Linked DNA regions of Homo sapiens: regions 1 and 2 are each linked to region 3. Evidence: chromatin contacts called from ENCODE Hi-C or POLR2A ChIA-PET data. All regions are on one chromosome and are shown on one strand. The core of a region is the stretch at or near the end of the contact, and the rest is flanking DNA. Distances in the headings are between cores, read along the strand shown. Region 1 overlaps RERE (arginine-glutamic acid dipeptide repeats). Region 2 overlaps RERE (arginine-glutamic acid dipeptide repeats). Region 3 overlaps RERE (arginine-glutamic acid dipeptide repeats).

Region 1 (2,866 bases), core at 315-2,814, 71 kb after region 3:
TCAGCAGTCTGTTGCCAATCTGAATGTTTTAACTTCTTTTAATTAGAGAAAACATTTTCTATATAAGTTACAATGAAATTATCACGTTTTCTAGAAAATACTGCACTCTACTGCTTCATTCCAGGTTGTCTGAAGATGGACCAATTTCTCCAATGAATTAAAAAGTATCTTAGTCTAAGACAAGCTCTCTTTCTACCCAGCCACCCCCACGAGATCCCACTCCGCCCCAACAACCCTCAGCCCCCATCTTCTATCAGCAAACTGGGCCTCTGACACAAAGGTACCACATTTATAATATCAGCTTTAGTCATAAACAGATTTCAATCAAGTTTGTTTCTACGACTTTTGCTCCTTTTTAAAAATGCAATGGATAGCCCAGGCGCAGTGGCTCATGCCTGTAATACCAGCACTTTGGGAGGCCGAGGCGAGTGGATCACAAGGTCAGGAGTTCGAGACCAACCTCGCCAACATAGTGAAACCCCATCTCTACTAAAAATACAAAAATTAGCCAGGCGTGGTGGCACACGCTTGTAGTCCCAGCTACTCAGGAGGCTGAGGCTGGAGAATCACTTGAACCCGGGAGACGGAGGCTGCAGTGAGCCGAGACCATGCCATTGCACTCCAGCCTGGGTGACAGAGTGAGACTCCAACTCAAAAAAAATAAAAATAAAAATAAATGCAGTAGATAATAACAGCTCTGGACAGTAGTATCTACTCAACAGGAAAGCAGACAGTAAAGAGACCAGACCACTGAGAACCCATGTCAGTCACATTACAATCTATGTTACAGCCTGAAAAGCCTGAAAAGACTCAAATCTACTCATAAATACTTTCTAATAACTTGAAACAATAACACTATAAAATATCAAGTTGGCCACACATGCCCCTGAGCAGACACGTCTAAAAGCTTCTATGTGCCACCCAGCCCATGGCCAAACTGCTGTTGGTCAATGGGTTGCTCAAGTCCTTTTGTACAATGTAACGAGAGGTAAGAGACAAGGGGGAAACATTCTAGCCACCTTATCTCCAATGATGCCAACATTTATTTCTGCTTGAGTTTTACAAACTAATCCTAGACTAGTTAACAAAGAACCCATTTTTCATTGTTGATTTTTACACAAAATATTGGCTTCCTATGTCATTATAAAATGGATGGCTCCATCGGCTTCTCAGCCTACACAATAGCAAGCAAAACCCTTTGGCCTTGGAAAAGCATGGTAAATATAATACCTACTAATAAGTTACATGGTTTACCAATTTCCTCAAAATCAAAAATAAATCTCTCACAAGTCAACTATTAAATAAGTAAACAAAAGCTTGTCTTGTTCTATCACTTGCTTAAAAGCAAGCACGGTGGCATGGGAGAGGGATTAAGAAACACAACCAGTCAAGTCCATAAAACCTTCAGTGTAAGATAAAACTACCCTGTAGGAGCAGCCAATGCATTCTGACCTAACAGCTGTACACAGTTGCACTAGTTAAAATGAAAAGCTAGTCTGCATCACACACAGGCAATTCACTGAGCCTTACTGATACGTTGATGGGGTTTACCATCACAGTCTTCCCTCCCCTAACCTACAATGTAAAAAATGAATTGCCATATAGCTGAAGGCACCGGGATGGGGGTGAGGGGAATACACACACACACACACACACACACACACACACACACGCACACACTCCCTCCCTCCCTCTCTCAGGCATTTCAAAAATAATCACAACCATGTAGATTGTAACATATCCTATACGCTATAAAAACACACACACAAAGGAAGTGGTACAGCTACATTACGTCAGCTCTTGCCTCAATTCATAAATGCAAAAACCACAAAACAAGACAAAAATCTAAACGGCCTTTTTCTGGAAATCTTAGAGTGAATGAATGTGGGTTAAGTCTTTAAATATGTTATTGAACACTTCTCGCAGATGCATTGCTTTCATCAGCCACGGGGAGGGAAAAAGTGTAATCTTGGTCAATTCTATCATGCAACCAGATCAAATAACATTTCAAGTGCAGCCTGCCAAGCGCCAGCGCCTGCCGGAGTACAATGAGCGCTCAACTGCTCTGGACTGAAAAACCATCTTTCACTGGTCCCAGGGATCTTTATAAAATAGTTTAAACACTACTAAATTACAGAGTTAGAAAAAAAAAATACAAGCTCAACTCTGCTGCCCCCACACTATTGTGAAGCTGCTGTTAAGCATCTAAAAATCTGCCTTGTGTAATTTACTAGGCAATGTAAATATTCAGAAAGGCAACTGCCTCTCAGAGCCCAAGTCTAACACATGCATAAAAATGTAGAGTTGGTTGTGCTTCTGGAAATAATTGCCCACAGATCAACGTGCTTACATGGGATATTGTTCCCATCTGTAAGGTTTCAAATCATGTCTACTTTAAATTTGGAGTTTCCAGAAAGAGGAAAAAAAAAAAAAAGCCAGAACTCAAAACAGTAATTTTGGCACAGAATTGTGAGGACTTTGTTAAATCTGTTCTCAACTTTTACTCAGTGTCTCAATCTTAAAACACAGAGGCACAAAGGGAAAATGGAATTTCTCTGTAGACACCCGTGTTCATTCACAGACCATTTTTTAGATTTTCCGTGTGGCTGAGAGGCCTCCAGCCAAACAATGCCCACAGAGCGCGGGGCACATGTGCGCCAGGGACGCTTAAGGGCTGCAAGTAAAACAAAGTAACCTATTACAGGAGTTTCCTTCTCAGCAAACAAAAAGTGGTCAAGCAGGTCTCCCTACAGTTTCAGAAAACAAGAGTTGAGTAAACAAGAGAGGAGAAACAAGGAAGACAGCATCCCACACTAAAAAATTCTTTTAACAATTTAAACGTAAAACAATCGTCAAGAGTACCTCC
Region 2 (2,700 bases), core at 158-2,657, 97 kb before region 3:
CAATTAATTTTCCTTTTCTAAGAGTCCCCTCCCCAATTATTACAGAGCGTTGAATTTTATCAAGTGCTTTTTCTACATTAAGATGATTGCATGGGTACAAAAAAAGAATGAATGAATAAGGTCTAGTATTTGACTGTGAAACAGGGTGACCATAGTCAATAATAATCCAATTGTACATTTTAAAATAACTAAAATAGTATAATTGGATTGTTTTTAACACAAAGGATAAATGCTTGAGGGGGTGGACAACCCATTTTACCATGATGTGTCTATAATGCATTGTATGCCTGTATCAAAACATCTCATGTACCACATACATACGCTATGTATCCACAAAAATTAAAAATTAAGAAAAAGATGATTGTCTATGTTTTCTTCTTCTATATGTCGAAGAGGCAACATATGCTAACAGATAAATTATTAAGGCATTCTTATATTCTATAAATTTGGACATGCATATTTACCTTGCTAGACTCCGTTTGTTAACATTTCATTTAAACATTTTACATTCATGTTCATAAGATTGAACCTATAAATTTTATTTTTTTAACCTGGTTTTATAATAAAGGTTTTATTAGCTTCATAAAATGACTCAGGGGACCCATAACAACTTTCTCTGTTCTCTGGAACACTGGTAGAATTCACCTGTAAAGCATGAGTCTGATTCATTTTTCTTTTTCTCTTTTATTTGGGGGGGGTCCGGGGAGGGGGGAGACAGAGTTTCACTTGTTACCCAGGCTGGAGTGCAATGGCACAATCTTGGATCACTGCAACCTCCACCTCCTGGGTTCAATAGATTCTCCTGCCTCAGCCTCCCAAGTAGCTGGGATTACAGGTGTGCACCACCATGCCTAGCTAATATTATTATTTTTAATTTTTTTTTGAGACAGAATTTTGCTCTTGTTGCCCAGGCTGGAGTACAATGGCACAATCTCGGCTCACTGCAACCTCTGCCTCCTGGGTTCAAGCAATTCTCCTGCCTCAGCCTCCCGAGTAGCTGGGGTTACAGGTGCACGCCACCCCACCTAGCTAAATTTTTGTATTATTAGTAGAGACGGGGTTTCCCATGTTGGCCAGACTGGTCTTGAACTCCTGACCTCGGGTGATCCACCTGCCTTGGCCTCCCAAAGTGGTGGGATTACAGGCATAAGCCACTGCCCCTGGCCCTTTTTTTTTGTATTTTTAGTAGAGACAGGGTTTCACCATATTGATCAAGCTGGTCTCAAACTCCTGACCTCAAGTGATCCACCGCCTCAGCCTCCCAATGTGCTGGGATTACAGGCATGAACCACCAAACCCAGCCTGATTTATTTTTCTTTTCGGTCTAATGAGATTAAAAAAATTATCCAATGCAAATTATAAAAACTGCCTTTAAAGGGAGAAGGTATGCAGTTTTTACCTATTTCCTCTTTCTTCCAGGCGGAAATCTGGATGTAATGGCCATCACTACATTGCCAACCTTGAAACAAGAGAACAGTGGCAGACAAGGTAGTAAAGGGTGGACCCCTGATGACTGTGAGGTCCTAGTCTAGGAGTGCTTCCTTTCAAACTCTGCTTACATGAGAGAGAAATGAAAGTGATATTTTATTTAAGCCTTTTACACAGTCTCTTTCTGAAGCTTCCAGTATTTGAAGTTCTCGGGTGTGTCTTGCTGTTTGTCTCATCTGACCACAGTTAATGGTACATGGTTTCTTCCGATATTTCTGACGGTGAGCTTGGCATTCAAGGATATTTTATCTGTGGGGATCCTACAGGATCTTGGATGAGGGTGTCTCCCATTAAAAAACATTTTACATATGCTTCTGCCAGGTATCTTGAAGGGTTTACTGGCATGAGACCACTTTTTATATTGCCTTCTTATCCTAGAGTTCTCATATTCTGAAGGGCCCAGAATCCCAACCCTAAACAGGTGGGTTTCCCTGTTACTCCCCTCTAGGTTGGAAAATGTTAACAAACTCAATCCAGCCTCACCATGAGCTACTGAAAGATCAGCTTACTGCTTTAGTTTTCAGTTTCTCTTAATTCTTTGGAGCTCAGCTCCGCAGTTAAAAGTTTTGTTATGTGTTATTCCATTACTCCAGGTAACATTCCTAGATGTTATCTGACAAAGGGTTTTTGAAATGATCAAAGGGTTTTTGAAATGATCAAATCAAATGATCAAATGAAAAACAGGCTTTTGTCCTGTTTTATTAAAGTTATCTTAACTTCAGTAGGCTTTGTTTTCCAAAAATACATGTACTCTCAACCATCTCCAATATTTTCCATCTCAGGTAAATGTTTCTGAGAATTCAAATGTGATGGCAGATAAAAGCAAACAGGAAAAAATTTGTATCCAGCTCTAGCTGCTCATCTTCAAAAGCTACACAAAGACCACGAGCTGTGGTGAGTGGAAAAGGGAACTGTTACTCAAATGCAAGTAAATTTTAGAATGTCTCAAATTCAAATTAGTTGAAATACAGGTGTTTTAGATTGTTAACTTTTCCACTTAAGTATAAAGATTTATGTTGAGGAAAAAAATGGTCCCAAGGTCACAGAGCAAAGTGACAGAAAATTAAGAAATAAAGACATTAAAAATAATGAAATAAGGTTTCTTAATGTTAAAGAAGAATGTTACACATAAGGAAAAGGGAATAAACTAGCAGAAATTCTGTAGTACTGGATTGAACTTGGAGAATTTCACATGAACTTATGAATATACAC
Region 3 (2,700 bases), core at 12-2,511:
ATCAAGCAGCTATTTAAGAAAATAATTTATATAAATGTTTATAGCACAAAAATAAAGTGCTTTATTTGAAAAGGGAAAGATAAGAACGTAGTCAAGAGCAATGTTAAAATCTCAGTTGGAATATATGCCCAGTAATCTTTTAAAGCCAAAATGATTTGGCAAGATTTTCATGCAATTTATGAGTGCATGGGATGTCTGAAGCTGGTTATAAAATTGGTTTTAGTCAGTAGGATCAATGATTCTCAATCTGAAAATCTCCCACGGCCCCCAAGCACTGCATATACTTCTTTTTTTATTAGAAAGCTAGCAGTTCTGAAAGAACTGCACAAAGCTGATGTGATCCACCAAATGCATAATGCACATCTTCAGAATCACCCATGTAAAAACACGTATTTACCAGAATTGAGCAAACGGTTTTGGCAGGGCAAGTATATATATTTTTTAAATCTTCAAATCAGCATGCCTGTAATGGGCCAGAAAAATGAGTGAGGCTATTACCATCAATATCAATTAGTCCAAACAACACATGATAACTAATGTGTCTTTACTAGGGATGTCTAGAAATGAAACCATGGGTCTAGGTTGAGACCTACTCTCTTAACACCTAACCTCTGTCTGGGAATGGATCACAGGATTAAGTGACCTCAAATCCTTGTGAACAGGGAGCAACAAAATCCGTAATTTGGGCAATGATACTGAACAGAGGTATTTCTGGCTGTTTCTCACAACCTCAGCATAGCTTCATGTCCAAAGATCTATTGTGCCATCTGTAAACAACAGAGCATTTGCTAAGCTGGGGAAGGAAGTCAGCCAAAACGTGAAGGCAGATTCTCAAGGCAAAGAAGGCCCTCTCTGCTTTTTCAACCCTCAGCAAATCAGCAGGTTTATGTAAATATAGCAAAAGCACAGTCCCCTCAAGGGTAAAAATCTCAGTCTGAAGCATTAGGCAGTGTGTCATTATGAAACACAAAGAACCTGTCAGCATCTTTTCTGACAGCCTCCTACAGAGCAGAGTGGACACTTACCTCACCCACTAATTTAGCAAGCAGTGCCACACACGCCAGTACTAAAACTGTGGTCACAACATATATAGGCAATGCTCAGCCACTGCTCCACCTCATAAAGAATTTTCCTTTCCATCAATGTGTCTCCGCCTATTAATCTTTGAAATACCTTCTCATCCCTTTGCAAAGCATGGCAGTGCCACTCTGATATAATTTCCAATAGAAAACCCCATTGTAAAAAGCACGCATGAACAAAGACTTTCTCACAAAGAGATTTCTCAGAGACCAAGCTGGGTGGCACAGCGGTGAAATGGGAAGTTGACTCTCAGGACTGCACCGCTCTTCTGCTTTCTGTTTCTCCTCTACATGACTCCTCCACCCTCAATGCTTGGAGGTAACAGTCAATGAGGTACAGTATGTTGGTCTAATATTGCAGAATAAAAAATCCACAAGTATCTCTCTACAGTTAAAACAGATGTCCTCCATTTTCCAAGACACACAAAGAGTGTATATGTTATGTGTGTGTGCATGCTGGAAACAACGCTGAAATCCCGGTACCCAAATTCCAATCCAGAGTCTCTGGCATACTGCATGTCCTCCAACAAACCCTCCCAGTTCTAGTCTCCCAAACCATAAAACAGCCAAACCCATCACCATTCCTCAACTCTATAAACAATGCACTGTTCTTCATAGTAAACACTCAAAAATTATATGAGGAACAAACAAACTAAACAGAGACATGGTTTAAAAAAAAAAGAAGAGAGAGATCCTAGCAAGAAAGTTGCTACGCTCTATCAATATGAACAAAACAAATGCTGTATTCTAATACTTCTTTAGGAAATAACTCGATTGCCAGGTAACCTACTTTAGTTTCCTGCCAGAATCTTTTGCTGTGAGGGGTACTCATATTGACTGTAACACTGGAGAATTTAAAAGGGAAAAGGACTGCTGCTCAGGAAGCTCAGGTGACAGCATCACTGGAGCCCTGGAGTTCAAAGCTGCAGTGAGCTATGATCCAGCCACTGTACTCCAATCTAGGTGACAGAGTGAGACCCTGTCACTCAGTCATACATACATACGTACATATATACACACATACATACATGGAAAAGGAAACAAAAATTGGGAAAAGTGCACCTCCATAAATGAAGCCTTCCCAGTCCTTACCCTTACTCTGTTTATCAACTGTTATCAAAATCAGCTGCATCATCTTAAGGATTCTAAACTTGGTGGGAAAAGATCCCAGATAACATATATCTTTGTTCCCCTCTTTTTTAAACATAATAATTACATTCCATGTATTGAAATGTCTATAGATTCCCAAGTAGTGCTACAAAGAAAGCCTCACTAAACACAGAACACTAAATATTTCTAGCAAACATTCATCTGTCTTTATCCTCATTGCTAACAAGGACAGTTAAATAATGAGAACAAACAAGTTGAGGGGAACAGGTCATAATAAACTAAAAGGGATTTTGTTGAAAATTCCTACATTTCTCTTTTCTCCTTTAAAAGTCAGGAAATCTCCCAATGTATTGAAAACTTAAAAACTGATCTCAGATAATTATCTTCCCAACTTTAAAAAATAATGCTGGGCCAGGCATGGTGGCACATGCCTGTAATTCCAGCACTTTGGGAGGCCGAGGCAGAGGACTGCCTGTGCCCTGGAGTTTGAGGTTACAATGAGCTATGACTG

What was found. A loop is a pair of places that touch in the nucleus more often than their neighbours do. ChIA-PET counts read pairs that join two places held with the same protein, here RNA polymerase II (POLR2A). Pooled maps may share reads with other maps.
Region 1: a loop to region 3 is called in a map of posterior cingulate gyrus, with 3 times the contacts of the local background. The contact joins two enhancer-like sites. A Hi-C loop is called at or near these places in 3 of 168 maps with a recorded cell type or tissue (B cell, Caco-2 and posterior cingulate gyrus), 11 of 37 single-sample maps with no recorded cell type and 8 of 50 pooled maps. POLR2A ChIA-PET finds 5 or more read pairs at or near these places in 8 of 52 experiments (AG04450, GM12878, H1 and 5 more).
Region 2: a loop to region 3 is called in a pooled map, with 2.1 times the contacts of the local background. The contact joins two enhancer-like sites. A Hi-C loop is called at or near these places in 1 of 50 pooled maps. POLR2A ChIA-PET finds 5 or more read pairs at or near these places in 6 of 52 experiments (AG04450, B cell, BJ and 3 more).

The regions. Positions count from the first base shown.
Region 1 is chr1:8,699,652-8,702,517 of GRCh38, forward strand. The region is part of intron 1 of RERE (arginine-glutamic acid dipeptide repeats); the gene reads right to left. Among named protein-coding and RNA genes, the nearest start is that of RERE, 120 kb to the right of the region's middle. RefSeq lists a silencer at 1,568-1,667. Within about 2 kb of position 1,565, at least 29 of the 41 ENCODE cell types and tissues checked have a DNase peak (open chromatin) inside an H3K27ac peak, as active enhancers do; they include B cell, where a contact is called at or near this core.
Region 2 is chr1:8,531,729-8,534,428 of GRCh38, forward strand. The region is part of intron 7 of RERE (arginine-glutamic acid dipeptide repeats); the gene reads right to left. Among named protein-coding and RNA genes, the nearest start is that of SNORD128, 38 kb to the left of the region's middle. Within about 2 kb of position 1,408, at least 3 of the 41 ENCODE cell types and tissues checked have a DNase peak (open chromatin) inside an H3K27ac peak, as active enhancers do; they include B cell, where a contact is called at or near this core.
Region 3 is chr1:8,628,655-8,631,354 of GRCh38, forward strand. All of the region lies in intron 2 of RERE (arginine-glutamic acid dipeptide repeats), which reads right to left. Among named protein-coding and RNA genes, the nearest start is that of SNORD128, 140 kb to the left of the region's middle. RefSeq lists an enhancer at 1,166-1,285. Within about 2 kb of position 1,262, at least 7 of the 41 ENCODE cell types and tissues checked have a DNase peak (open chromatin) inside an H3K27ac peak, as active enhancers do; they include B cell, where a contact is called at or near this core.